2 separate regions of the Homo sapiens genome follow, and region 1 is linked to region 2. Evidence: chromatin loops called from intact Hi-C (ENCODE). Cell type or tissue: Caco-2. All regions are shown on one strand. Each heading gives the region's core, and the rest is flanking DNA. Links, peaks and the distances in the headings are about the cores only. Region 1 has its middle 9.7 kb from the start of LINC01913. Region 2 holds the start of LOC105374531 (a long non-coding RNA gene).

Evidence for each region. Hi-C counts contacts between places; a loop is a spot of excess contacts. Peaks named below come from ENCODE experiments on the same cell type or tissue, not always from the same donor. Only the 100,000 strongest peaks of a DNase experiment are listed, where the experiment ranks them.
Region 1: it touches region 2 in a loop (3-fold over the local background); 107 of 110 quality-filtered maps call a loop at or near these places.

What each region holds. Positions count from the first base shown.
Region 1 is chr2:41,860,024-41,875,614 of GRCh38, forward strand. It overlaps the pseudogene RNU4-63P. Among named protein-coding and RNA genes, the nearest start is that of LINC01913, 9.7 kb to the right of the region's middle. RefSeq lists a silencer at 9,795-9,894. In Caco-2, for the core only: no CTCF peak of the experiment used is centred there; DNase peaks (open chromatin) are centred at 5,395 and 5,686.
Region 2 is chr2:42,084,968-42,100,558 of GRCh38, forward strand. LOC105374531 (a long non-coding RNA gene) reads right to left here and starts at 12,826. Exons shown (of 2, transcript XR_940001.1): 1 at 12,650-12,826. RefSeq lists enhancers at 1,583-1,642, 13,995-14,314, 14,505-14,564 and a silencer at 14,685-14,774. In Caco-2, for the core only: CTCF peaks have their summits at 11,142 (motif pointing right) and 11,370 (motif pointing right); DNase peaks (open chromatin) are centred at 7,224, 7,564 and 11,144.

The DNA.
Region 1 (15,591 bases), core at 1,609-9,608, 230 kb before region 2:
AATTTAAAGCTGTGTCTTTAAGACAAAAGCTGCATTTTTCGAAAGTGTAAAACCAATAAAATACTTATTAATTTCAAGTTCCTTGTTTGCCTCTCCAGATAGTTTAACAATGAGTATCATAAATGTGAGTCATTCAGGCTGGGCATAGTGGCTCATGCCTATAATCCCAGCACTTTGGGACCCTGAGGCAGGAGGATCACTTGAGGCCAGGAGTTGGAGACCAGCCTGGACAACATGATGTAACCCCGTCTTTACTAAACTACAAAAAGATTAGCTGGGCATGGTGGCACACGCCTGTAATCCCACCTACTCGGGAGGCTGAGGCAGGAGAATTTCTTGAACCTGGGAGGTGGAGGCTGCAGTGAGCTGAGATCGTGCCACTGCACTCCAGCCTGAGCGACGTGGCAAGACTGTCTTACACACACACAAAAAAGTGAGTCACCCAACTTGACTTTTGACCGCTGCTAGCTAGTTGAACTGAATAATATTTGCTTTTTTAAATGTTAAATATTGTTATCATTTTATTATCCTTTAATTTAATAATCTCTTTTAATTCTCAATCCTCAATAGAGATCATTTGTGTGTGTTTTTAATCTCTTTCATGTTTGATCACCCTAGCAGCAAATTTTTAAGTCATTCATACAAAACCCAGAAAACTTCATTGTTTTCCATAAAGAATGTATTATTAAGGCTATAAAAGCATCATTTTGTTTGGCTAAATAACATGTTTCTTTTAGGAATATTATGGCAGATGTTCTTTATTGGTGTTTACTTGTCTTTGCTGACTACTACTCATTGTCTGCTGTTTATTAACCTTTTTTTCTCAAACAATTGATTGTGTGCTTTTTGTGTGTGCACAGGGATTTCCTCTTCTGGCCATAATACATTATTTAACCAAAGCTAATCTTCAAGATTGGTGATAATTGGTATAGAATTCACAAAATATTTTGTATTGAACTTAGCATATAAAAGCCAGTTTCTATGACATCTTTCCCAGTTAGAAGAGTTTTGATGTAAAATGGAATACTGGATGTCCTACCATGTTCATCCAATAATTGTAACCATTCACTTGGATGGGACTGTGTTTTGAGGACACAGTCTCCTGCTATAAGAAGGCCATTTTGGTTGGGTGTAGTGGCTTACACCCGTAATCCCAGCACTTTGGGAGGCTGAGGCAGGAGGATCACCTGAGGCTAGGAGTTCGAGACCAGTCTGGCCAACATGGTGAAATCCCATCTCTACTAAAAATGTAAAAATTAGCTGGGCGTGGTGGCACATGCCTGTAATCCCAGCTACTCAGGAGGCTGAGGCTGGAGAATCGCTTGAACCTGGGAGGCGGAGGTTGCACCACTACACTCCAGCCTGGGTAACTGAGCGAGACTCCATCTCAAAAAGAAAAAAAAAAAAAAAGCAGGCCATTTTCCTGAATCAGCCTCCCACAGGTACAGTAAAGCCCCCAAGGTTTCAGTTTCATCTTTCTCCTCCCATTGGGCTAATTTCACGAATGTAGCTTCCTTTGTGTCTCCCAGGCAGGCACAAGTTGCATCCATCTGTGGCTTCTGAATTGTGAATTTGATATGAATAATTCCCCTTTACATTCTCATTGTTTTGATCACTAATTAGATCTACATTAAGTAAACAATTTGTAAGGTCCTGTGTAAAGATTTTTTGTGGGCTAGTCCAACAAATGCCTACTCACTTTTACTATTTCTCCAGTGTTTGCAGTGTTAAGCAGATTACCTCACTGATTTTGTTTCTTTTCAGCTTCTGAACTTCACCCTATTTTATCTTTTTATCCCAATCTTGACTTATATCCATTTCTCAATAATAAAGAGGATTAAAATGTGATTGAAATTTGTCAATATAAGTATATTTCATCAAATACATAAAATTTTTACATATATGTATTAGTCCATTTTCACACTGCTGTTAAAGACATACCCAAGTCTGGGAAGAAAAATAAGTTTAATGGACATACAGTTCCACGTGGCTGGGGAGGCCTCACAATCATGGTGGAAGGCAAGGAGGAACAAGTCACTTCTTATGGATGGCAACAGGCAAAAAGAGAGAGCTTGTGCACGGGAGCTCCTCTTTATAAAACCATCAGATCTCATGAGACTTATTCACTATCACGAGAACAGCACGGGAAAGACTTGCCCCATGATCCAATAACCTCCCACAGGGTCCCTTTCACAACATGTGGGAATTCAAGATGAGATTTGGGTGGAGACACAGCCAAACTATATCACAATATATTTTTAATTTATTTTAATAGTCTTTTAATACTTAAAATTATCTATGAAAATTAAAAGGCAGATACAAATTATAATTAATGAATATAACTTTTAAATAATGGTGACATTTTAATTTAATTTCCTGGAAATTTAATTAGGTCATATTTAACGTTTTTATAAAAATAAAACACACTTTTTTTTCGAGATGGAGTCTCACTCTGTCACCCAGGTTGGAATGCAGTGGCATGATCTCCACTCACTGCAACCTCCACCTCCCGGGTTCAAGCAATTCTCCTGCTTCAGCCTCCCCAGTTGCTGGGATTACAGGCACCTGACACCATGCCTGGTTAATTTTTGTATTTTTTTTTTTAGTAAAGACAGGGTTTCACCATGATGGCCAGGCTGGTTTCCACTCCTGATCTCAAGCAATCCGCCTGCCTTGGCCTCCCAAAGTCCTGGGATTACAGGTGCATCCTTTAATTTTAAGTTGCAATACAGCATTGCAATTCTAGCATCCAAAATCTAACTGGTTGGTTGCCTTCTGAAGTAAAGAATGGATGCTATGCCTCACACATGTTATATGGAGATGTACATAGATACAAATTAAGAGTAACATCAGTTGTTTGGTGTTGCAAATATTCGTCAGCCCTTGGATGCATTTGTTGCAAATATCACACAGGTTCCTGAATAACTCCAGCACCAAGAATTTGAAGTTGGAGAAAAGTAGGAAATGGGATACTTAGCACTTCTGGAAAATATTTAGTAAGAATCTATAGCATTTATATTACCTGAGATGAAAGTTTTCAAAAGTTTATTGGTAGTTTTCTTTTCCCTACCTGTGTTTCTAGCACTGAAATCCTCCCTGAACTTGGATCAGTGTCATCTGATAACTGTAGCAACACAGCCCACAAACATACTTCACATGGGAACACAGATACCTTTCATTTCTAGGACATACCACTCGGGACAAGTGGAGAAGCATTTACTGGAGTCTGAATGGTGTTACAGAGCAAAAGTTTAGGGTTGCAGGTCACTCCACACCATTGCGAAGTGCCACACACCTGAATGGCATTTTCTGCATGCTCATCACAAGTGGGCCTTCTAGAGCCCTCCTGCCCTAGCCCCTGGCCTCACCTCCTTGACAAGAAAGGCACTTTCTTATCTTTCCCAAGAGAGCCCCTTCCTAGGCTTCATCCCTCCATGCCCTAACACAGCATTTTTCAAGACACCTCCCCTGGGAGTCAGAGGCTCTGAGGATCCACTTGAAAACCCTACCTACCCATCCCTATCTGCAGCCTGAGCCTCTCTGCCCTATTTACTTTACCTCAAGAATATTCACCCTTCCATATCAATTAAGAGGTTGTCACTGCACCAAGGTTCTGCTCTGGCATTTTGGCCAAATGGAGCCAGACCAAGCAACACATGCAGACTGACAGCCAGGTAGGCTAAAGATTTCATGACTCTTCATCCAATGTTGTGTTGTTGTTTTAATATTCAGAATCAGTGTAGCACAAAGCTTAAAAAATGGAACCCTGTTGCTCCACTGCCTGGGTTGGAATTCCGACCCGGACCCAAGCTGTGTGACCTGAAGTCAGGTTCCGTATCCTTTCTCAACCTTAACTTTCTCCTCTGTAAAGTGGGAATACCACACAGCGTTGTTGTGAGTCATATAAGCAATGACATACATAAACTACCTGGGCTCTGCCAGGCGTGGTAGCTCACACCTGTAATCCCAGCACTTTGGGAGGCCGAGGCGGGCAAATAACGAGGTCAAGAGATGGAGACCATCCTGGCCAACATGGTGAAACCCCATCTCCACTAAAAATGGAAAAATTAGCTGGGCATGGTGGTGTGTGCCTATAATCCCAGCTACTCAGTAGGCTGAGGCCAGAGAATCCCTTGAACCTGGGAGGCGGAGGTTGCAGTGAACGGAGATCATGGCGTTGCACTCCAGCCCAGGTGACAGAGTAAGCAAGAATCCGTCTCAAAAAAAAAAAAAAAAAAAAAACTACTACCTGGGATCTACTAACACTCCATAGCTACTCTTTTTTTTCTTTTGTGAGACAGGTCTCATTCTGTCACCCAGGCTGGAGTGCAGTGGCACCATTCTCAGCTCACTGCAGCCTTGACTTCCCAGACTCAAGCAATCCTCCCACTTCAGCCTCCTAAGTAGCTGGAACTACAGGCGCACCCCACCATGCCCGGCTAATTTTATTTTTTGTAGATACAAGCTCTCATTATGTTTCCCAGGCTGATCTTGAATTCCTGGACTCAAGAAATCCTCCCATTTCTGGGCCTCCCAAAGGGCTGGGATTACAGGTGTAAGCCACCATGTCCAGCCTCCTTTCATTATTTGTTTGACATTTGGTTACATATTTAGAAACAATCTTATTTTACAATAAAATGTTATACTTCTTTCTTTAGGCTTAGAACATGATATTTATCATAGGTAATTTTCCAAACCAATTTACTGGGGAAAGTGGGGAGCATAATAAAAGGTCTTAATTTTGCATAATAAAGTATATCATTTGTAACTAGCATATATATTGGGCCAACTTGTCACAGAATTGCAGCAACTGCAAAAGCCAGCATCAAGCAAATAGCAGCAGCTGGACTCAGAGTTACCAGAGTGGCCTATAAACGTGTCATGCAAAAAAAAAAAAAAAAAGTCATATTTGCATGTATAAGTCAACTGGCAGTATATTCCTGATGTGGTCCACCAATGTCTGGATGCCCCCTATAGACTGGCACTCCAGCTGATTGAGACTGCCAGCCACTCACCTTGCCTGGTACCTGGTTTTTCTCATGGCCGCTGCCCTGGGCAGCAGCTGCCCACAACCCAGGGGCTGGCATTGACCACACCAGTATCGTCTAACAGCCTACAGCACCTACATGTCTTTTTCTTCAGAGCTGTGTGCCTCCTGAGTCCTGTCACTAAATCCCAGTTTCTAGCGCCTCCGGTCTAGGTTTGCTTTGGCTGGTTGTTGTTTTTTCCAGACCTACTCTGAAGCCACTGAGAACATATGCTTACAGGTCTACAATATCAAAATACCTCAAGTGTACAGTAACACTCAAACTTGCCTTCAAGAAAAGGGAGCCTTGTTCTCTCAGCAAGCCCTGGGCCCCAGTGCTGGGATTTGTCTCCACAGGACGTCAAATAGGTCAGTCTCATCCATTTAGTGCAACAAAAACCAGTCAAACCAGTTGTTTGGCATCATGTCGACCAAGCACAAATAAACTAGAAAACAGATGGTGACCAAAAGAAAGAGAAGCTACACATTTGCGTAAACTGTGGGTCCTATTATCTCTGAGAGACATGGGGCACATTAAAATTTAGGCTATGTCTAACCAGTTTCCCCAATCAAGATTACAGTGGTTTCAACCTTGTATGGGGGTGATGAGGGCTAAGCTCTGTATTCTACGCGCAGCGTAGGAGTTCACTCAGCCCCAGCCACACAGCTAGTGCCTTCCCTCTGCAAACATTCCACAAATGACCATAAACATCCCACAAATGACCATTTCCATGTGAGCTTTTTAACATTTGGCCTCTCAAGCCTTAAGAAATTCTCCACTCTTCAATTTCTAAAAGTAAATCACATTTGGGCATTTTACAGAAGGTCAAGAAGTTTTGCCACCTACATCAAAGACATACATCTTTCCTTCCCTCCTCTTACTTTTGAAATGATAGCCAAATTGAGAGGAGCCCTTCAAAGTCTTCACAATAAGTCTTGCACAATAAGAAAAGGTTCTCTGTGTGATCACTTAGCAAACAATTATCCATTTCCTTCTCTTTGTCCCAGATTTAGAGCCTAAAAATTCATCTTTTGTTTGATATTTATTTTGAGATGAAAGAATACTAGATAAAGATGTATTCTCTGATTTGCTAACATGCAGACAAAGTTTTCCCCATATTCGTCCAGTTACTGAAAGGGAACCCTAATCCACATGCTATTATTTTCCATCAGTGGACTTTGTCCTTCATCTATCTCCTTCTTCCCTTCTTCCTCCCACTTAGTCTAGACATGCCTCTTTTAAATGATCGACATGGTTGACAAATTTCCATGTTATTTCTTTGAAAAAGAATTGTTTCTCTTTGTTATATACGTAGAAGAAGATTAAAGTGTACAACTTATCAATGTTTCCTACTGTATTATTTCGTTTTCATGCTGCGGATAAAGACATACGCAAAACTGGGAACAAAAAGAGGTTTAATTGGACTTATAGTTCCACATGGCTGGGGAGGCCTCAGAATCATGGCAAGAGGCAAAAGGCACTTCTTACATGGCAGTCGCAAGAGAAAATGAGGAAAATGCAAAAGCAGAAACCCTTGATAAACCCATCAGATCTGGTGAGACTTATTCACTATAAGGAGAATAGCAGGGGAAAGACCAGCTGCCATGATTCAATTACCTTCCCCTGGCTCCCTCCCACCACACGTGGAAATTCTGGGAGATACAATTCAAGTTGAGATTTGGGTGCGGACACAGCCAAATCATATCACCTACTGAATTGCTATTATTGCATGCAGTTTTTTTTTAGTAGTTATCACATTCCAAGAGGAAACACTGTCACTATTCATAAATTTACCACACACTCAATTTATTTCTCCCATATTTATTCTACTAAATCTTGAATAAGTGACATTAACTTTTTGCCTAATTTTTCTCCCTTGAAAACAAATTGTGTCTAGCTTGAGTTTTGTCTTCCAAATCTCCACATTCTAAATCCTCATCCATCTGCCTATAATGAATAGTACTTATGCTCCCCCCACTTTTTGAGTGTCTCTTTCAAAAAATCTTACCAGAGATACAAAACATTAACACAATGTTTAAACCTGCTGATGTGGAACAAGCATGAACTTTCTGTTCAAACGCACTGCACAGAACGAGCCTCAGTCTTCTCACATTTAAAGCAGTCAGATTCATTAGACTTGAGAGACAGTCTCTGAGTTCCTCTGCTACTCAAATTTTTATTTATCCTTAGTCATTCTCACAGGACAAAGGCTGCAGGAACCTTCTGGTAGAAAGAAACAAAGACAGGAGAAATCAACAGAGACAGAAATGGAACAGTAGCAAAAAGGAAGCTGTCCCAGATCCAGGCAAGAAAGATGTCTCAGCCAGGGCAAGCCCCATCTGGGGAAAGGAGCTCTTGTCCTGTTGGTTCCTCCCAGCCACAAATACCAGCACACGTGTACACTCCACATAGACAAACCCCACTCTGCAGATACACACACACCGCACACATACACAGCATCAACATCCACACAAAGAGCTGGCTATGGCTCCTTCTCTCGAGTTGAGCCTGTATTTGACAACTGTTGAGGAGGCGGAAGCTGGGGGTGGCCAATGAATAAGAAAACAAAAAATGAGCTTTGTGTGAGAGTTCACTGGGATCTTACAAAATGTCTTTTTAATCCTGGAACTATTTTCTGTTGTGTGGGAGGAGAGGAGCAAGGGTGATGCCTGGAGATGGAGGTCTTGAGGAGGACGTGTGCAAGTTCCTAGGGAGGGCAGAAATCAAAAATGAAAGTCAAGGTCGGGTGGATGACACAGGGTAGAGAGCCAGTGAGTCTTCACAGCACCCTGGAGTCAGAAGGATCTGCTGGTTCTGCTCAAGGCTGGGATGCACTTTACCTAGATCCTGGAAAGCAACATAAATCACTGCCTTGACTGGCCACAGCTGACCATGGGGATGGGGGTGATGAGGGCTAAGCTCTGTATTCTATGCACAGCATAGGAGTTCACTCAGCCCCAGCCGCGCAGCTAGTGCCTTCCCTCTGCAAACATTCCACAAATGACCATAAACATCCCACATATGACCATTTCCATTTGAGTTTTTTAACACTTGGGCTCTCAAGGCTTAAGAAATTCTCCACTCTTCAATTTATAAAAGTAAATCACATTTGGGCATTTTACAGAAGGTCAAGAAGTTTTGACACCTACATCAGAGACATACATCTTTCCTTCCCTCCTCTTACTTTTGAAATGATAGCCAAACCCCAGCGGTTTCATTGCCTGGGAGAATGCTGTGCCACACACAACATCTGTAAGTAGTTAATTTTCCAAATGGGAGATGGTCACCACAGATGCAGAACTTTTAAAAATAAACATCAGAAAAATATTACTCCAGCAAAAATGAAAGCCTAGAATCCACGTGAGTGGGTGGGAGGTAGCTGGCGCAAGGTAGATCAAAGCTGCATCCTAGTCTGCCTGGCCATGCAAAAGCAAGAAAAATAGAACCACAGAACTTCAGAGCAAAAAAAAAGAAGGACCTTTGGGGGGTATCCTAGCTCCCATATAATAGGGAAATTAAGGCCTGGGCCAGGAAGTGAGTGCCTATCTGTGTTGGACTGGAGCTCAGGCTGAGAGCTTTCTGCTCTAGAATAAGCCTCATTTTTATTAGGGTATCTTAGCTTTTTCCCTTTTAAGAAAAATAAAAATCCTCTGACTTAACCACGGCCTTTAGCCCCTACATGGGGCCCTTTTGAGGTGGGCGGGGGACTCTGGTCCTGGCCTCCTGAGATGGGTGTATCCCCTACCTACACCCCTCATCATGCATGCCCTGCATCTGGATGGCAAGCCATGAGAACCCAGGACACTGCAGAGGCCAAGGCTAGAGCAAGACTGACAAAGGCCTAAGAGAGGGAACTCCACTTGGGCAGCTACTTCTTATCTATTTTATGGAATGAGGTGGCCAAGCTTGAGAATCTTGTGCCCTGAGACTAAAGAAAGCCTGATCACTGTGACCAGCATGAGTTATAGAGAGGTTGGGGCAGGGCAAGCTGGACATCCAACTGCACCCACATCCTCCCACAACCATTCCTCTCCTGCCTCAACATGAGACTGGTGCCTCTGGACAGGAGCAAAGTGAGGCACAAAGTATGTCCCCTACACACAGACAGGCACAGAATAGGCATTCAGTAAACCATAGTTCAGCCAGGCAGGATGGCTCATGCCTGGAATCCCAGCACTTTGGGAGGCCAAGGCAGGCGGACCACCTAAGGTCAGGAGTTCAAGACCAGCCAGGCCAACATGGCGAAACCCCATCTCTACTAAAAATACAAAAATTAGCCGGGTATAGTGGTGGGCACCTGTAATCCCAGCTACTCAGGAGGCTGGGGCAGGGAGAACTGCTTGAACTCGGAAGGTGGGGGTTGCAGTGATCCGAGATCACACCACTGCACTCCAGCCTGGATGACAGAGTGAGACTCCATCTCAAAATAATAATAAAATAATAAACTGTAGTTGTTTCGGCTTGGAGTGAAATGGAAGAAATATGAGGGACAGATAGCACATTTAAAGGGATCTATTGTTCCAGCCCAGATGAGCCCCTGGACATTCCTGTGTGTTATGCTTTACCAGGTGCCTTATCACTGCTTTATCCATCTCTTCCCTACAGGTGGTTTTCTGCAGGGAGGCTCCAAAAGACAGAAGCTGAGTTCTGCCAGAAGAAAAAGGGAATGGAATATGTAAAAGAAAAGGATAAAAGAAAACTGGGGACAGACAGGCAAGGCTAGTAGGGAAGGGGGAGTGGGGTCTCTGGGGAGAAGAGAATCCTCAACCTGGGAAGAAGGGGAGGCTTGAAAGCAGAGGGGAAAGCTATGGAGGTCTGGAGGGCAGAGGAAATCCCAGATGTGGTGGCCAGCAGGGGTCGCTGATGCCCCACCAACAGCCTTAGGGCTGGGGAAGACTCAAAGGGAGGAAGATTTTCAAAAGCTCAAGTGGGCTTCACTCCCTCCCCTACCCTCCACCGTCCCCTCTGCCCCAGACTCTTCCTTATGGCATTGAGGTCTCTCTTCTAGGGTTCTGGAGGTTCCTTTCCCTGTGATCCTTTTCCTGAAAGTGAGCAAGATAGCCTGGCCAGGCAGCCCTGGGGGTGATGGAGGCAGCAGGTGGGGAGAGGCCTCCTGGATTTGCCCTCCAATGCTGCTCCCATGGGCACCCATGGAAATGGGGGTAGGAGGGCACCTCTGACCACAGGCTGCTGATGGGGTTGGCGCAGGCAGAGGAAGGGAGGGAACTGCTCTTCCTGGCTATCCTTGTCAAATAGCAAATTCAGAGCAGAGCCACAGCGAAGCCTGGAGGTAGAGGAATGCCCCCCGGCCAGCAGTGGTTCAGGGCCGTGCTTAGGAGCACCAAACCTGAGCCTGGGCGCTGCATGCTCCGAGGGCCAATCCCAGCACACACTGTTCCCCCACTGTCTGAGGCCCAGCACCTGTTGTCTAGAATCAGCGTCTACTTGCCTCTAGGCAGACACCCTGACCAATTCTCTACCCTCCTTGGCTTCTCCATTTTCAGTTCTGCTCCTCAGACACCAAAAGCTCCTATCACTACAACCTTCCTCATATTACCTTTTCCAAGATTCTGGCTTAGCCAGTATTAGTTACAGTTCAGGTCAATCAATGTCCTTCAAGAAGAGTTTAGGAAGACCTGTGTGTCCCAAGTCCTAATCACATCTCAGAATGGTTCTGCCACAAACTCTGAGATTCTTTCAAAAAGCATGTATTGATCTGCTCTTGCTTTCCTAGGGCCATAAAAGAGGCAGGCTTATGGAACCAAGTATGTTGCGCCTCTGAGCTAATGGTTCCATCTTTGGAGGCCACTCCTCAGGGTAGTTCTTAACTGACAGATGACCCCCGACATTAGAAGAGATGCCAGCAGAGTCCAGACCTGGGGTAGGACCCTGAGCTGTTTATCCCCAACAGTCAGAAGGAAGGCTGCACTGTCCCAGGGGCACCCAGCCTCCAAATGAGCCTCAAGGAAGGGTCTGGAAGGCCAGACAATACTATGGTCAGATTATGGACTTGGGAATTGCTGCAGATGCCATTGGGGGTAAGGAAGATTAGGAAATTCTGGAACTCAGGAGCTGCCCAGGCAGCCAGACTGCCTCTGACACACCCAGTCCTCATTTGGATTTGAGGAAAGGAGACTTGAGCGCAGGAGAAAGGCACCCAGGAGCCTGTGAGTCGTGCCTAAGCCTCTGGATCCCACATCTGAGGAAACAACTTAATGTAAGCTTTGAGTGGTGCTACCACCGTCGCCTCTGAGGTTTAACCGAGGCGCGATTGTTGCTGATTGAAAACATGAGACCTAATTCCAGCCCCCTCCTCCCTCCAGTGGCAGGCGGAGGCTCCACATCCATTTCCTGCCTTGGTCAGAACTGGCTCCGGAATGGGACAGGGCTGCCTGTGGCTCCAGCTGGGGGAGGCTGAGGTGAATAAAGACAGTGATGGAGAGGGATCCAAGGGAAACCAAGGATGGATGTGAAGAGCTGATGCCACCTGCCACCCATCCAGGTGGAGTCCTCCCAGACTCCAGGCTCATGCCAAGGGAGGGTGTAGGTGGTTGCTAGTGTAAGCTAATCCTGTGTCTGTGATGCCGAAAAAACTATATAAATGCCCATCACCTCTCTGGGGACAGCCCTGCTCCCCAGCCATTCCCTATAAGAAGCTGCCCTTATACAACCACTTTCCCCCAGTCTTGGAGATGGTCAGCTCTGCAGAGCTCACAGAGAAATCAAAGATATATAGGGTGTTATTAGACGGATCCTAGCAAAGGGCAGGTTTAACCAATGCCCTCACATTTTATAACTGAAATTCAGAGCGGTTAAGCAACCTCACAGAACAAGATCTAGTCTGCAACTCTTTGCTTCTTATTTTTTGGGAAAGGGTCTCACTCTGTCATTCAGGCCAGAGTGCAGTAATGCAATGATAGCTCACTGTAACCTCTAACTCCTGTGCTCAAGTGATCCTCCCACCTCAGCCTCCCAAGTAGCTGGGACTACAGGTACATGTCTAGCTAATTTTTTTTTTTTTTAAGAGACATAGTCTCACTATGTTGCCCGGGCTGGTATTGAACTCCTGGCCTGGTCCCCAAGGGATCTTCTCGCCTTGGCCTCCCAAACTACTGGGAATATACACTTGAGCCACCGCACCCAGCCTAGTTTGCAACTCTTGACTCCTGATTCCTGAGTGCTCCTTCTCTGACACCAGAATTTTCCAGAAGGTCTCCGAAAGAGGTCAAGAAATAAGCAGCTCTGATCAAACTATTAAAAAATCAGCTTCAGGCCAGGCACAGTGGCTCATGCCTTTAATCCCAGCACTTTGGAAGGCCGAGGCAGGCAGATCTCTTCAGCTCAGGAGTTCAAGACCAGCCTGGCCAATGTGGTGAAACTCTGTCTCTATTAGAAATACAAAAACTAGCTGGGTATGGTGGCACATGCCTGTAATCCCAGCATGCGCCACCACACCCGGAGTTCTGAGAATTGCTTGAACCCAGGAGGCGGAGGTTGTAGTGAGCTGAGATCATGCCCCTGCACTCCAGCCTGGGCAACACAGCAAGACTCTGTATTTTTTGTTTTAATAAGCTTCAAAATTGTAATAAGTGAGTAGTCAATGTGGCTGTTTGCAGATAAACACACCAACATGTCATTTCATTTAGCATGATCCTGAGGGCCATGCCTCATGGAAAGCCATCCTCACACTTTTCTGTTTCCCCCTCAGTCTACTCCCCTGAGAAATGAAACCACATCCTGGCCTCAGAGGAATGCCTTGAGGTTGCCATGGTAAGACATATGTGCGGTAGTGTCTCACCAATCCTGAAATCACCTCTCCAGCTGACAGTCAAGGACAGGGAAGTGGAAAAGACCCCCAGACAGCCACTGTAGACCTCACAATGTCCGGGTTCCAAAGTTCATGCCAAGCAGTCACAGAAAGGCCTTTCAGACTCATTTGGATTCTTTTCATTCTTGCTTCACAAACAGCTCTAACAGACTTACCCTTCCGAATTTTTGTTGTTGTTATTATTACTTCTTTTGTTTAGTCCCTGGAATATTGGAAGCAGGCAACAAATTAGAAGAAAGATACTGAACTGCTAGTGAGAGGCATACTGGGAATCAAAAAAGTGAGGTTAGCTGAAAGACACAAGATAGCAACAAAAGCACAAATAGGAATCCCAAAAGCATAGAAAGCTGGAGTCATTTTAGTATAGAGATAAATAGCCATGTACATTTCAGTAGACCTGAAGGTATCACAGTGTTCCTGAGTCATCAAAAATAATTTCTATAAAAGGAGTCTTTCCATCCATCTTTCATCCCAAGAATAATAGCACAGCCTCATCCAGTTCATAGGATTTTCACTCCTATAAGTCAAGTAAGTTGTTCTCAATATCAAGAATGAGATTCTCCCTAGGGAATCTAGCCTGTGTTGACTCTTTCTCTTCACATGCACTGCACACATTCAGAGGCAACAGACAGAAGCTCTCTGCATTCCCACCCCCGTTAGCAGAGAAGAATATGACCGTAAATTAGCATAAAGATTCTTCAGAGACAAGGCACAGAAACAATGTATGCAGAATATTGGGGGAATGTCCAAAACACTTGAGCACGAACTGTTTCCAAGCTCCCATAAGCAGTTGAGCTGCTTCTATGTATCTACAAATAACCAACATGCTCCAGATAATCTTTCTTATTTATTAAAGGACACCCAAAGAGCCCCTCTGGGCCACTGTTGACTGATTACATCAATGGGTGGATGGATGGTAAATAAATAAACCTGGTGACATAGCTGGAGTTATTTGAAAACAACAAATCACTTTCCTTAAATACAGCCCTATGCAGACTTTCACTGATTTACACATTCCCCCCAAGGAATCTGCATCAGTGAGACCTGTGTTCATATTTATGTTTCACGTCATTTTAGCTGCTTATATTTTAAGATGACATCCAATATTTAGATGAAAAGTCAAGAACCCATCATGTTGAAGCATTTGAGTATCCAGATGGTTGGCATCAGTAGATATAAGCATTGTGTATCCATTCGTTGAACAAATATTTATTAAGTGTCTGCTCCATGCCCGGCTCTCTGCTAGGCCCTAAAGATCCCAAACTGAGTAAGATTGATGACTCAGTCAACTTCACAAAACCAAATCATCTTGAAGCAGAAGGAAGAAAGCAACTGTAACCTGTGCCATGGCTGCCACTGTTTTAGACACTTTTATATAATATCTCTTTTTGTTTCATGACAAATCTCCAAAAGTCAACCCTTAAACTGATGAAGAAACAAACTCAGAGAGGTCAGATAACTTGTTGAAGCCACACATCTAGCGAGGGTCACAGCAAGAACTGGAGCCCATTTCTCCACACAGCCCGATAGAGGGGCCTGTGGTGGAAGGCAGAAAGCAGACTACACTGACTCTGCCCCCCGCTGCTTGCATCTTTTCAAAAAAAAAAAAAAAAATGACAAGCTCTTCTGAGCCTCAGTTTCTCCATCTAGCCACTGGGATCACATGCCTCTGTCAGAGGCTAGTTGTGGAAATCAAAAGAAATCATATATGTGGGGGCTTCTGACTTTGGATCCAACATGCATTAGGTGCTCAGCAGATGTTTATTACATGGATGGATAGGATCGTCGAACCTTCCTCCACTCTCACCTCCCACCCGCAGTGGTCCTCTACACCAGCATCTGCTGACAGCAGCATCACCACACACTTCCAGAAGTAGGCAGCTCACGACTTCCTGAAGCACCCTGTTTTAGAACTGAAAGGCCTCACTCACCTGGCATCATTGCATTTCTGTGTGCCCAGACTGTACTAAGTGTGGAGAAGACAGAAGACATAGGCCACCCCTGGAAGGTGACAGTGTAGCTCTGGAGACAGTCTGTCCATTCTTGAAATATTAAAAAGCATTAAGAGGGCCAAGCATGGTGGCTCACACCTGTAATTCCAGCACTTTGGGAGGCCGAGGCGGGCGAATCACCTGAGGTCAGGAGTTCGAGAGCAGCCTGACCAACATGGTGAAACCCTGTCTCTACTAAAAATACAAAAATTAGCTGGGTATGGTGGTAGGTGCCTGAAGTCCCAGCTACTCAGAAGGGTGAGGCAGGAGAATCACTTGAACCTGGAAGGTGGAGGGTGCGGTGAGCTGAGATCTTGCCACTGCACTCCAGCCTGGGCAACGCAGCGAGACTCTGTCTCAAAAAAAAAAAAAAAAAAAAAAGGCAAGCATCAGAGAACTTTCCAAGATGCATCATCTTCAAGAACAAGAATGGGAGGCAGTGGAGGTGTGGCATCTCCTCCTTAGGATGCAGAAGCTGAGCCAGCCCCCAGGCCAAACAAGGGTGGCCAGGCCTCTCCCTGGATCCTGGTACTCACAGAACTCTTTGGTTTCTTCATCTCACTCCTCCCTCCTGCTCAGTCACATTTTGAGTTATTGTCCCATGTAATTTCTAAGCCAGCCAGGTATCCCGGCCTTGTGAGACACCAATCTTGCTCTAATGTTTTGAATGTGAACCATCATGAAAAAGTAAGAATGATTAAAAAGGAGATTTTGTAACTATTTATCAATGTCAGAGGGAGCAAAG
Region 2 (15,591 bases), core at 4,181-12,180:
TATGCCCCAAAGAAAGACCAGATAAACAGGAGCAGGCAGGGGAAGAAGATGGGGAAGAAGAATAAGGAGGAGGGTTGTTGAATTAGATGAATTCCCACTTAGGGAGGCCAAGGCAGGCAGATCGCTTGAGGTTAGGAGTTTGAGACTAGCCTGGCCAACATGGTGAAACCTCGTCTCTACTAAAAATACAAAAATGAGCCAGGCATGGTGGCAGGCACCTGTAATCCCAGCTACTCGATAGGCTGAGGCTCGAGAATTCTCTTGAACCCAGGAAACAGAGGTTGCAGTGAGCTGAGATTGCATCACTGCACTGCAGCCTGTGTGACAGAGTGAGACTCTGTCTAAAAAAACAAACAAACAAAAAAAGAATTAGATGATGCCCTTGCAGTCTCTTCCTGCCCTAGGATGTCTTCTTCTGAGTTCTCTGGCCCTTCAGAGAAGGAGAGAGGGGAAGCTGCTTACTAAAGGCCCCATTGGCAGGCCCATAATCAGGAGCCTGGTACACTCCAAGGAGGTCACAAAGAGTGTTCCACTGATTCTGGGATGGGGGTGACATGGACCAAGTCAGACCTCAGGACGGGCCACTGCCCAGGCAGGACCTAGCTTCTGGGAGCCTATCTAGGCTGATGGAGATCAATGAGGGGAAGGGAGGATCCAGAGGTACACAATCTTCTTCTCAGGAATTTCCTACAGGAAAAAGGGCAGCAGAGACCTGACCCTTTCCAGTGTGGGGGCTGTGACCTTGGCTGTGCCATAGGAGCCATGACAGGCCTGAGATAGAGTATGTGAGCTGGGGTATTGACAGGTCCTGTCATTGGTTTGCCAAGTATTTTCAAGAACATATGACCTGTCACGTACAGTGGGAGGCACAGGGAATGCAAAGGTGAATAAGACCAGGGTTCTGTGAGAGTTTGCAGTGGGATATTCCAATGGGGCGAGCCATGGGATTTGCAACAGGGATTGCAGAGGAGATTGGGAAAGGATCGTAAAGGCATTTGTTAAAAGTTCCAGGAATGAGGTGTGAAGGACGGCATGTGGTCTTTAATTAAGACCTGCAGTGGAGGCTATGATGGGATTGCCTGTTGGGGATATAATGGGATGTTTTGGGGTTGGTCCAGCAGCCGTAAAATGGGAATATAATGGGAGTGTGTTGGTAGATATAACAAAGTATGTGTGGGGTGGGGGTCGATAGGATAATCCATTGACAGAGCAGCCTTTCCTGACAGCTCAGATGAGATCAGATTCTTCCTGTTGATATGGTCTCATAGTATCATATTTATCATCTATTACACTTCCCACAATTGAAATGAGTCCATTGTTTTGTACTTATTTGCTTAATGTCTATCTCCTTTACTAGGCTGTAAAAGCTGTCGGGGCTGTTGCCATGGAGGGAGGCATGGGTGTTGCTCACTACTGTACCCCATTCTCCTCCCCGCCCCAACACACAGCCCAGGACTGGGCACATAGGAAGCTCTCAATCAATAATCACTCATGGAAAGAATGGATGGAGACAGGATCTAGAACTAGCTTAGCTCCATGATCATCAAGGTGGTCAAGCCCCCTCCCCAAATCCAGACCCAAATCCTGCAGGGTTGCTCAATGTCCTCAGAATAAGTAACGGTTTTGTTATTGAATCTGGAGACTTTGGTTTCATTTGAAGGGAGGTGTTGCCATCTGGTGCCAAATTGGAGAAATACACTGAGAGAAAGTTCCTTCTGCTCCAGTTCTAGCAGCCTCCACTGACTACCCGCCCGGTGACCGTCAGCCAGCCTTCAGCCCCAGCTGCACAGAAATCAGTCCCATCTTCTCCCACTGCCTCGGGAAGTCAGGCAGCAAGAGTTCAGAAAACAGAGACCATGCAGGCCCTGTGCTGGACTACCCCTTCATCAGTCCCTCCAGTCAGCTCTCAGGTCATCATGGGCGCACCCTCACTCCTTCCTAACTTTGAACCCAAATGCTCATCCTGAAAAGCAGCAGCCCAGTGTGGGAGCAGGAGCCACAAATGAAGCTTTGATTCCACAATTAACATATGAGAAATTTCTCATCATCCGAGATTTTATTTTGGTCAATCCAGTTGACCCGCTCTGGATGGTGGGCACTGATGGAGATTTTGGAGACAAAAGACTTGTTTCTATATCATATCCTGTCATTGGCAGATGAGTATATTCCCCAGAAGTTAACTTTTTCCTCCTCTTTCTCTCCTCTGTCCTTGCCTTGAAAGCAAACACCGCTTGGCTCACACGACAATGGGGCCCAGACTTTTTTCAAGTCCAACATTGAAATCAAGCTTACAAAACAGAGAAAATGGAGATTTAATCTGCAATATAAAAGGATGAATTGCTTTACAATGTGAGTCACTACAGTTTCACTGATTCAACAAATATTTGTTATGCTCCTACTGTGTGCCAGGCATCTTTCTAGCCACAAGGAAATCAGCAGTGAATAAAACTCCAGCTCAAAGGGGTCTACATTCCAATGGAGCATCTCTCACCATGGAGCTCCTTATCCTGTGTCCTCTCCTGAAAGCAGGAGCAGCATCAGCACCCTCCTCACTACCTCACCTAGCAATATGCATATGACATCTTAACAAGAGGACTGAACATTGAAAGGACGGCTTCACAGGAACACAGCTGCTCTATAAATGGAGTGTATATTTAAATTGTCTTTATATTTTATGGAACATGTTTTATTTGCATTATGTCACTTGGGTGGGGGACAGTGGCAGTGCCCCAAGGCCATCTCATAGAAGCATGCCAGCTGAGTACAAACACTGCATTCACTAAGCAAACCCAGATGCATGGCAGCTGCCTTGTTACTCCCCAGTCAGACCCCTAACACATTTTTTTAACTTATTGTCAAAAGAAAAACTTTTGACAAATTAAATTTAACAGAACTTATTTTAGCAAAGAACAATTCATTAATCAGGCAGCACTCAGAACCAGAAGAGGTTCAGAGAGCTCCCTTTGTAATGTGGGCAGTGAGTACTTTAGAACAGGGAAGTAACTTAAAAAAATAGCTTGATTAATTACAGCTAGGCATTTGCTTTATTTGGACGTGGTCTGGTCAGCTGTCAACCTATGATAGGCTGAAGTTCAGCTGCTTGTGACTCGCTGAAACCCAGCTATCTGTTAGAAAAAGTATAGTAGTTAGATTTTAGTACCTACTAAGTTAGGTCACAGATCATTACATAGAAACTCAATGTACAAAGACAGGGTCCAGGGCCAGGCACAGTGGCTCATGCCTGTAATCCCAGCACTTTGGAAGGCCAATGTGGGCGGATCGCTTGAGGTCAGGAGTTAGAGACCAGCCTGGCCAACATAGCAAAACCCTGTCTCTACTAACAATACAAAAATTAGCCAAGCATGGTGGCACGCACCTGTAATTCCATAAAACAAAAATTAGCTGGGCATGGTGGTGTGCACCTGTAGTCTTGGCTACTTGGGAGGCTGAAGCGCGAGAATCGTTTGAACTCGGGAGACGGAGTTTGCAGTGAGCTGAGATCACGCCACTGCATACTACAGCCTGGGTGATGGAGTGAGACTCCGTCTCAAAAAAAAAAAGAAGAAAAAAAAAAGACAGGCTCTAGGCCAAACTTAATTTAACACTATCAAATTAGAAAATATATTTTTGCCTATGATACTAGTCACAACCAGAGATATTAGGAGAGATGAGCACTCCTTATGTATTGCTGCTAGCACTGAAAATTGTTAGAACTACTAAAAATCAATCTGACAATATATTTAAAAACCTTGAAAAATATTTATACATACGGATTTAGTAGTTCTGAAGACATCTATACTACAAAATAATCTTAAAGATTTATGCACAAAGATTTTCATTTTAGCATAATTTACAATAGCAAACAAATTGAATCCACAAACATTCAACAGAGAATTATGTTATATTGGTATGATGTAAAAGTAGGCAGTCATTAATAATGATGTCACAGGCCGGGTGCGGTGGCTCATGCCTTGTAATCCAAGCGCTTTGGGAAGCCGAGGCAGGTGGATCACCTGAGGTCAGGAGTTCAAGACCAGCCTGGCCAACACAGTGAAACCCTGTCTCTACTAAAAATAAAAAAATTAGCCGGGCATGGTGGCCCACACCTGTAGTCCCAGCTACTCAGGAGGCCGAGGCAGAAGAGTTGCTTGAACCCAGGATGCAGAGGTTGCAGTGAGCCGAGATCATGCCACTGCACTCCAGCCTCGGCAGCAGAGTGAGATTCTGTCTCAAAAAAAAAAAAAAAGTCACAAATAATTTTTTGTGACATGGGGGAAAATATGTATCAAAAGTAGAACGCAAAATCTTATACATAATAAATTCATATCTATTTATTTAAAAAAAAAAAAAAAAAAGGTAAAAAAAAAACTAGAAGGAAATTACCAAAACATTGAAAGTAGTTAACTGTTGCTGGCCCCTAACCCATTCTATCTGGGAATTCTGAGGTAGTCATGGCCAGGGGGTATGTCATGGGCCATGTATGAGTTGTCATGGCCAGATGCTCCAGGGTGGAGCATCTCTGGGTGTTCTTCAGCAGAATGCTGCCCCCTAGCGGGCGGCCCACATCCTGGGCAGCTCAGGAGTCACTGGATTTCCTCGCGCTCCCGCGCCACCACTCTACTGTCACCCAGCGCGGCCCAAGTCAGCCCTGCCACCAACGCCCGCCGCGGTCGAGAAAAGGCACCCCTTAGCATTTATGGCTCTATTAATTTTCCAAAGGGTGGCCCGATTCTTTTAATTTCACTAGAGCCCTTTCTCTTCAATGACTTTTAAAATCTTCCCCCCGGGGCAAAGTTGAAGGACATAGAATACTACCCACTCATTCCACCTTAAAAGCATCTTCTGGAGCACCTTCAACTGGTACCCAGCATCTTGATCCTTCCCTACCTCAGGGTTAAGTGCTCCCCCACCAGAGCAGTTAATGCCAAGAGAGACTGTCCACAACGTCATTCTCCACCTTTCTCAGTCAATTGTGTCCTCACCACTGATCTCAAATTTTTGGTCACTGTTCCTCCCAGAAGACCCACAATATTTCATCCTTGTATCCCGCAATTCTTACCATGGGTGATAACAGTCAGCTTCCCTAGGGAACACTTACTGTAAATAGGCCAGATATGTGGAAAGATCTTAAGTTATTAATACCAATAAATAAAATAAATCACAGCAAAAGAAAAATTGGTCAATTAATAAATAACTGCTGTGTTGAAACACACACATACTCACCGCCCTTTCTGTAATAAAAAACAACTAAAAACATAAAAGTGAATGTCATGTGTCTGTTTTAAGGTGACGAAGCTAATACCATTGACAGAGAAAGCACTTTAAGGACCAAAATAGAAGGGAAGAAGCTCATCAAACAATCCCAGCTGAAGTGCTGTGGGCGAGGAACCTTCAGGTCCTGCCATGGAGGCAGGCCTCAGGCACAGACATTCTCATATGTGTGCGTAACAGAAAGGAGATAACTGCATTTCTCAGCACTCCTTCCAAGGAGCAGAATGAGCAATGGAAAGAACACTCCGAGAAGCTGGTTGGGCGGAGGTATGGGCAGGTGGTTGAGGCACACTGCTGAGGATAACAACAGATGCTCAAGTGACACAGGATAGGGTCCAGCTATGCTCTAAGGAGACAAGCTGTTGTTTAACTGGATGGAGGGCACATTTAGGGCCAGAGTATGACTGCTCAGAACTGTAGAGCGAGGAGGCTAAGATTACAAGGAGGAAGGCCAGGGAAGGAGGAGACACTGGGAGGAGTGCAGGAGAAAAGGGGAAAGGCCCAGGGTCTGGCAGGTAGAGACTTGAAGGAGAGCAGAAGTATCTAATGGAGATTAGCTCTTCCGCCTAGGATGTAGAAAACTGGGAAGAGCATTGTTCCAACCTTAATGACAAGAGAAAAATGGATAATCTACAAAATTCTTGACTTTTCTTGAGTCTATCAGGAGCTGAGGTTGCAATGCAACTGAACAGCCTGAAATCTAAGGAAAGATGGGAGCCTCCAGAGAGAGATGGGTGCAAGCATGAGCTCCCCTGTGGCAGAGCAAAGGAGGAAGAAACTCAAGCACCACAGAAGTGGGGTGTCAGGTCATTGAGCTACTTACAGAGAAGCTAAATGGTTGTGAGGCTTGTTTCTGTGCTTTATTGGGGTGGTTCTAGAGCAGTGTTCTAAATTGGGTGTGATTTTGTCCCCACCCCAACCCTGGGGATATTGTCAATTTCTGGAGATATTTTTGGTTGTCACAATTAGGAGCATGCTACTGGTATCTAATGGATAGAAGTCAGTGATGCTGTTAAACATTCTACAACGCACAGGAAAGCCCTCTACAACAAATAATTATTCAAGCACACACACACACACAAATATAAATAGTACCAAGGTTGAGAAACCCTGATCTAGAGTACCTTCGCCCAGTTAGTTTTACTCTACCTTCACCCAGGCCAGTTTTACTCTATGTAATGGACTGAATGGTTGTGTCCTCCCAAAATTTACGTGTTGACATCTTAACTCCCAAAGTGATGGTGTTAGGAAGTGGGGCTTTGGGGACATAATTAGGCTATGAAGGTGGAGCCCTGATGAATGGGATTAGTGCCCTTATAAAAGGGACCCCAGAGAGCTATTTTGCTGTCTTTCTGCAATATGAGGATACAAGAAGTTAGCTGTCTGCAGCCAGGATGGGCCCTCAGTGGAACCCAACCATGCTGACACCCTGATCTCAGACTTCCACCCTCCAGAACTATGAGAAATAAATTTCTATTGCTTATAAGCCACAATTTCTATTGTTTATATCCCAGCTTGTGACACTTTGTTATAGCAGCCAAAACTAAGATATCTTACTACTAAGATCTCTACTAAATGCTCCAAACATGCAAGAATGTCTCTCCACACTCCACTCTGGCTAGTTGAAACTTGCACATCTTCCAATCTGATGAGATGTGAGCTCTGGAAATTGTTCACCTTATGGCTTCCCGGTAGCTGTGTTGCTAAAAGCTGTTCACCTGGCTTAGCGGAGTCTTATCCCACACACGCACAGCTTACTGTTTTGCCAAAATTCAAGGAAACCCCATGCAGATTGCTGGAGCTCCTTCTCTGCATACCTCCCTTCTCTCCAGTACTCTGTCCACAAATTCCAGCTGCCTCAGCCTAGCGGACTTCCAATCTCAACACATCAACTAAATGAGGACTCCCAACTCTGTTAGGTTCCCCTCTCCTGTGCTTGCTCTGAAAAGTGCCTCCAGGCAGAAAGCCTGAGTGATCAAAGGGTTCTCCACGCGTCTCTCCCATTTCTGCATATCTTACAAGCCAAGGCACTAACCACCTCTGTTCCTATCTTTTCAAGAATGTTTGTACAGTAAACAGCTGTGAAAGATAGAGATTATGTCTCCCTGTGGAGGAAAGGGTAGGTTTGTGTATTGTCCACTGCTAGAAAGATATTGTCTTCCCCCAGGACAAAGTTCAAGTAGGCAAAGTGCCCATTTTGAATGCTCGTGGTTCCCTAAGCTCAGGGTTCCTCTTCTGTAATGCAGCCCTCTACATGGGCACATGCTACTCAGACTTCTTCATTACTCACAGAAACAGCAGTGGCCAAAGTACAAACATTTGCCCTGGTTCTTTGAGTCTCAGGAAGTTGCACAGGAACCAGGGCAAATGTTTGTACTCCGGCCGCTGCTGATGCTGTGAATAATAAAGCCCTTTGTCTCTGACCTAGAAGTCTTTTGTCTTCTGCCAGCATCCGTGAAATGGTAGCAAGCTAACTTGTTAACTTACAAATACAGTAAATTTCAGACTCCTTCACAATTCTTGACATACCTACTATGTGTGAGGCTCTGATTGTAAGAGGGGTACCCTACAAAACATAGATTATAAACTGCTCTTCTGCAGACAACAATCTAGTATGAGATAAAGATTTTAAAAGACAAACATATCATTTTTAAGTGGCAGCAAGTATCAAGAAAGAAATTAGGAAATTGCAACAGAGAATGACATGGGGGACAATTTTAGATTAAGTAGTTAGAGGAGGCTTCTCTGGACAGGAGACACTTAAACTGAGTCTTAGAGATAAGAACAAGCAGACCTATGGCAAGCAAAGGCAAGAGCCTCCCAGGCAGAAGGAATCACATCTACAAAGGTTCAGAAGCAGCAAAGAGTTTGGCACATTTTGAGGAATTAAGAAATCAATATGATTAAAGCATAGTGACCATGTGGGTGCTAGGTAAGCATGGAGTTAATAGGCAAGGTCTAAATCAGGGACCTCAATCCTGGCTGTACTTTAGAATCTACCAAGGAATATATCAAAAATATCAGTGCCCCAGGTCCATCCGAGAGCAATTAAATCAGAATGTTTAGGTGTGAAACTCAACCTCTGATAATCTTTGAAATAGTCCTAGGTGATTCTAATATGCAGCAAGGGTTGAAGACCACGGATCTTGAGGCTGCCAGAGCCTCGTAGGAGTCTGAGTTTTATTGAGGAGTTCAGATTTGAGTTAAAGTGTAATAAAAAGCCATTGAGGCCAGGTGCAGGTGGCTTATGCCTGTAATCCCAGCACTCTGGGAGCCTGAGGCAGGTGGATCACCCAAGGTCAGGAGTTCAAGACCAGCCTGACCAAACATAGTGAAACCCTATCTCTACTAAAAATACAAAATTAGCCAGGTGTGGTGGTGCATGCCTGTAATCCCAGCTACTTGGGAGGCTAAGGCAGGAGAATCACTTCAACTCAGGAGGCAGAGGTTGCAGTTAGCTGAGATCGCGCCATTGCACTCCAGCCTGGGCAACAAAAGCGAAACTCCATCTCGAAAAAAAAAAAAAGCCATTGAAGGGATTTAAGCACAGAAGAGATACCATGTTTTAAAAGGATCTCTCTTGGCTGCTGTGAGAAGGATGGATTGGAGGAGTTCTGTGGTGGAAGCAAAGAGATGAGCTGGGAAGTTAATCAACTTGTCTAGACAACAGGTGAAAATGGAGGCTTGGACTAGGGTGTGGCTATAAGAAGAATACTAGGAAACATGATTGGATGAGTAGAGCGGAGCCAGATCACAAATACTCTACAATATCAGATTGAGGAAATTAGGCTTTGTCCTGCGGGTATCAGGAGAAGTGGGATATTTAAGTATCACGAGTTGGGATTACATCCAGATGCAAGTCATAGAAAACAACTTGCAGTGGCTTAAACAAAGGTTTATTTTTCTTACATAAACAAGGAATCTAGAAGTAGTATCATTTGTTCAGTTGCTCAAGGTCAAGAGCAGCATCTTGGTTATTCCCTGATGGTTGCAAAATGGCTGCTGCAGCTCCTCTGTAAACAAATTCATGGCAGTAAGGAAGGAGAACAGGTGGCACCAGCCACCTCATCAGATTGGAAGATATACAAGTTTCTTTTAACAGGCATTGGCACATGTTTCTAGAGACCACATCCACCATTTTCACTGGTTGTAACTATGACTCCCTTTCCTAAAGGGAGAGCAGACAAGAAAAGATTTAGCTTTTTCTAGACACTATCATGCAGGGAAGCAAAAACTGCTAGAATTCTGAGCTGATGAATAACATCCTCAAAGAGGTGTTTTAGGAGGGTACAGCCCAGGGGACAATAGAAAAAGTGGAAAGAGAAGAACTAGCAAACCAAGCACATTAAGAGGCAATTGATGAAGTAAATAGGATGAAGATCTGAATTGAAATGAAGACAGCAGAAATTAAAAAGGGCTTAGCTGAAGGGATGTGTCTACTCACAGCTATAGGCCTAGAGATGTTTTTCTGTGCTTTCTTGTAAATGTGTATAACTTTTGCAAAGATAGAGAAATGTATATAAGTAGATGTGCATTTCTGTAAATTCATGTTCCTCTGTGTCCATAACTGTGTCATTTATTTAGCAAATATTTATTGAGCCCCTCCCTTTGTACAAGGCAGCATGCCAGGCACTATGGGGGAACACTAACATCGGTCAACCACAAATTCTACCCTCAAGGAGATTACAGACCAGAAAAGGAGAAAACACGCATCCCCAAAGAGCCAAAATGCAAGTTAGTAAAATGACAAATATCATAAAGTTATGAAAGTTCAGAAGAGAAAGTCATTCCCTTAGCTGGTAGAAGGTTCATCTGAGTTGCTACAGGCTTGCACCTGCAGAAGGTGGCATCTGAGCTAGGTCTTCTTTTGTTTTGTTTTATTTTGTTTTTGAGAAGGAGTCTTGCTCTGTTGTCCAGACTGGAGTGCAATGGCGTAATCTCAGCTCACTGCAACCTCCGCCTCCCAGGTTCAAGTGATTTTCTCCTGCTTCAGCCTCCAGAGTAGCTGGGATTACAGGTCCCCGCCACCAGGCCCAGCTAATTTTTGTATTTTTAGTGGAGACAGGGTTTCACCATGTTGGTCAGGCCGATCTTGAGCTCCTGACCTCAGATGATCCACCCGCCTCGGCCTCCCAAAGTGCTGGGATTACAGGTGTGAGCTACCGCGCCCAGCCTGAGCTAGGTCTTAAAGAATTAATAGGCCAGGTGCAGTGGCTCATGCCTGTAATCCCAGCATTTTAGGAGCCCGAGACAGGCAGATGGCTTGAGTCCAGGAGTTTGAGACCAGCCTGGGCAACATGGTGAAACTCCATGTCTACGAAAAAAAAATTAGCCAGGCATGCTGGCATGCACCTGTGGTCCCAGCTACTCAAGAGGCTGAGATGGGAGGATTACTTGAGCCTGGGAGGCAGAGATTGCAGTGAGCCTTGATCGCACCACTGCACTCCAGTCTGGGCGACAGAGTGAGACCCTGTCTCAAAATAAATAACTAAATAAAAATAAAAAGAATTAATAGAATGGGGGGGAGGAATGTAGGAAGGGGGCAAGTGACAACACAGCATTCTTGTCTAATTGGCTAGAAAGGGTGGTGAAAAATAAGCCTGGAAGAAGTAGATCCAAAGAACTGCATCTTCTTTTACAGACTAGCAAGTATTTACTGGACTCCTACTAAGGTGGAGGTACTATGCTGGAGCCTACATTTCTACATTTGTGTTTCTATGTTTTCACATATGTGTGCCTGTTTGTGAACAAGTATATGTTTTACTCTGTGTACACAGCTGTGTCTCCCTTTGTATGTTTTAGTTGGCATCTTAATGTGTACATTTACACAAAACTTTGTGTGTATGTGCCTACATATGCCCAGCAGGTGGCGCCCAAAATCATAACTAGCAAGGAAAATTTTACCATTGTATTCCCATACCCAGCACCATCTCTAACAAATTGAAGATAATAAATATGTATAGAATGAGTTGATGAAATGCTAACATGCCCCATGGAAGAAATGGGGGAAGGAGAGAAGTTCAGAGAGGCTGACCCATCAGCAAAGACCCCCACAAAGGGTCTGTTGGATTCATGGTCACACTCATAGAAGTCACAGAGGGGTCAGCAGGGGGATGTATGATAAAACAATAAAACGTATTGTTTGCTATCACCCCTAAGGCTTCTCCTCCTCATAATGGGGCATCTAACCCTGATCCTTTCCTTCAGCTCACTTTTATTTAGTGCCTAGTGAGTACTAGGACCTATGGGAAACACCACCTCTGCCCTGTAGGAGTTTACAATCTACGAAGAGAAATAAAGCTTATTAAGAAAATAATAATAACAGAGCTGGGCACAGTGGCTCACACCTGTAATCCCAGCACTTTGGGAGGCCAAGGAAGGAGGATCACTTGAGCTTAGGAGTTCAAGGCCGGCCTGGGCAAATGGCAAAATCCCATCTCTATAAAAAATTTAAAAATTAGCTGGGTGTGGTGGCACACGCCTGTAGTCCCAGCTACTAGGGAGGCTGAGGTGGGGGGATCACTTGAGCGTGGGAGGTAGAGGCTGCAGTGAGCCATGAGCGTGCCACTGCACCCCAGCCTGGGCAACAGAGTGAGACCCTGTCTCAAATAAATAAATAACAACCAATACAACCCTCTCTGCCTACTGCTGAGGAAGTTCCATCGCACCCCGTATGAGAAGTGCTCTGTTAAGGACAGAGCCATGGAGCCAGAGGAGGGTCCAATTGATCTTCTTAAGGACCTTTTGATCCAGAGGTCTCTGCCCAGTGCACATCTGGCCCTGGCACCTCCTCCCTAACCCTTTCCCACCCTGGCTCCTCCTCCCTAACCCTTCCCCACCCTGACTGCTTCCTAACCCCTCCCCACCCTGGCACCCTTCCATAGCCTGTCCAGGAGAAAGAAGGCCTCTGATTGCCCACAGTGACTCCTGCTCTGGTCATTTCACACAAGAACATAGATAGCACCATCAATATTCTCTTTGCTCACTTCACAGGGGAACTGAAACTTAGTTTTGTAGGAAAAACCTTGAACGAACAAAGATCTAGTAAATGGGACCAATTTCAGGTCGCTGCGCACTATGAGGGCTGGCAATGCCAAACATGCTAAAAGGCTGAGTTGTCATCATGGCTGGTTCTGGCTGCTCAGTCCTCCCCATTGCCTCGGTCCTTTCTCCGCGCTTCCAGCAGCACTTGGTGACGGATATATGATGCCACTGCCGGTCAAGGCTTCCCCATGAACCTCTGAGGAAATCCACATACCTCAGTCTGGCACTCAGGGCTCTCTGCAAAGTGGACCTCACCTCCTGCTCCAGCCACTTCTCCCATTATTCCTCTGTACCCACCTGCACCCCACACTCTCAGCTCCCCAGATATACTCACACTTTCTCTCCCCTGCACCTTTGCTGAGGCGGCTCCTTTTCCCTGGAAGGTCCTCCTTTCCCATCTCCACCTGACAAATGACCACCGCCTTTCAAGGCCCACTTCAAATGCCACCTCCTTCCTCATGCCTTTCATGCTCCACCCCAACCCAGTGTAGCCTCTCCCTCCTCTCTTGGCAATTGTCATCCTCAGCTTCATTATTTTAATGTTTATTATTCAAATACCAGATCCTTCTATTAGACGCTAAGCACTGCAAGGGAAAAATCTGTTTCTTATTCACCCAGCATCCAGCAACCCATCTGACATGGAGTAGATGCTCAAAACATGCAGAGCAGCCAGGCGCAGTGGCTCACGCCTGTAATCCCAGCACTTTGGGAGTCCAAAGCCAGCGGACCACCTGAGGTCAGGAGTTTGAGACCAGCCTGGCCAACATAGTGAAACCCTATCTTTACTGAAAATAAAAAAAAATTAGCCAGGCATAGTGGTGGGCACCTGTAATCCCAGCCACTCAGGAGGCTGAGGCAGGAGAATCGCATGAACCTGGGAGGCAGAGGTTACAGGGAGCTGAGATCGCGCCACTTCACTCCAGCCTGGGTGACAGAATGAGACTCCATCTCAAAAAACAAAAAACAAAAACAACTTTCAGAGGTGCTACAGCTAAGTCTGCTGTGAATGTGGACAGCTGTACTTCAATGCTACAAGACACAGGAGCAATGAACCGTGAGCTTCAAAGGGTCCACACACTGATGCTCTTTCCATGACAAGATAAAAATAAGGCCACACTGAGACCTACCAGGTGCCAAGTACCTCCTGGCCCTAACTCCCCCCACCCCCACCAGGCTCCTGGCCTCCTCAATCCTCAAGGACTGACCACCTAGAAAATCTCTCTCCTTCCCTTCCCTCTCCTCTGCCATGCCTTTCCTTCCCCTTCTCTTCTTTCCTCTGCTGTTCCTTAAAGCCCTGGGGCTTCTGCCCCCAGAACCCTGAGGGGAAAGTCAAAGGGCTGAGGGAGCCCACCCGCTTCTGAGCAGTGCAATGAGGAAGTGATGATCAGAGGTCACTGTCTTGGTCAGTTCCTGTTTCTGAAGCAAAGATGCCAAAATCTGTTCCTTTTTCTTGTGAAAAAATATTGGGGTTTTGACTTTCAAAATTCCCGGAACCAATGCTGTCACTGTGAGTTGGCTGCGTTTCTGTCTGCCTGTGTCTGTGTGAAAGGTCTGCCAGGGCCTCCTAGGCCTGCTCCTTGTGGAGGAGTGTCCAGAGGCAATGTTGGAAGTGACATCTCATTCCCTGACGCTCCTGAGTCCCACAGACGCCCATCAGGCCGGTCTGAGGAGGGGCAAGTGCATCAGGACAGACCTGGCTCGGGTCTCCTATTTCCTCCCAGGGCCTGGCAGAGGACTTGCTCTGAAGGGAGCCCCTCCCCAGGCCTAGATCAGGCTACTTGGAAGTCCCTGAAGTGGTGGAAACTTCAGCAGGCCACTCGGGCTCAGGTGATGTGGGCTAAGTTGGGAAACTCCATCTCTGTTCTGCTTCCGAGCTTGAAGCCATCCTACCCTGGAGGCAGGCAGACAAAGCCACCACCATGCTTGCCCCCAGCCTTGGGCCAGGGCATACCTCCCAAGCCCTGGTTTTATTTGAAATGGCTGGACAACACCACTTCATGTAGAGATCATGGATCCATCCACCTTGTGGAGCCCTAAGCTGAGAAATGAGGTACACCAGCATGGGGAGCAGAGGTGGGGGGATGGTGGGCTACAGAAACAGGTGCAAAGCAACTAAGCCAAACTCAGAGCCTCAAGCCAGGGTAAGAGAGAGAGAGTGGGGGTTGGCATTGAAGTTAGTATCAAGGTGTGCAGTTCAGAGTGGTCTTGGGGAAGCGGTGGTGCTAGACCCTCTGGACTGGGCCCACCTCGGAATGGCAGGTAAGAAAGGGCAGGGCAGGGTCTGGGTAGCAAGTTCTCTGTGTATGCAGGAAGCAAAGATGAGAGCTTTCTAGCAAGTTTCACATCTGGCCTGTGTTTCCTCTGGTCTCTGCTTTCATTTATACTGTCCCCACCCAATTCCTTCCTCTTTCTCTCATTCATTCAACAAACAGGTGGTGCATTTACTGTAAGGCAAGCACAATTCTAGACAGCAGGTTTGGATGTGTATCCCCTCTAAATCTCATAATGAATCGTAATCCCCATTGTTGGAGGTGGGAAGGTGTCTTGGTCATGGGGGTGGGTCCTGCATGGCTTGGTGCTCTCCTCACCATAGTGAGTTCTCACGAGATCTGGTCATTTAAAAGTATGTGGCACCTCTCCCCCCATGCTCTCTCTTGCTCCTCCTCTGGCCATGTGAGATGACAGCTTCCTCCTTTGCCCTCCACCATGATTGAAAGCTCCCTGAGGCTTCACCAGAAGCTGAGCAGATGACAGCACCATGCTTCCTGTAAAGCCTGCAGAAACATGAGCCAATTAAACCTCTCTTCTTTATAAATTGCTTAGTCTCGGGTATTTCCTTATAGCAACGGGAAACTGGCCTAAGACAGTAGGTCCACAAAGTTAATAAAAGATTTAGCCAATCTCTGCCCTTATAGAGCTATTGTCAAGCTGGGGAGATAAGTTCACAAGCAAATATTCATGATCCAGTGTGAAAAGTGCGATCACGTGGCCGTGGAAGCAGATGGAAGGAGTAGAAGTTGCGGGGATCAAGGAATAATTCATAGAGAATAGACGCCATTGGAGCTGGAAACCAGAGAAGGGCAGGAGGGTGTCAGTACAGCAGTCTGCAGCGGGAAGGGTTTAGGGGTGCAGGGCAGATGGTAACGCCTCTCAAACGCCACTCTTGACTGGATCTGACATCCTAGTGGAGACTGATGGAGGAAAGAGATCATGGATCCATCAATCAGTCCCTGTTCCAAGTGCCAGGGGCCACCTTCCTAGCAGATGTTATAGGGG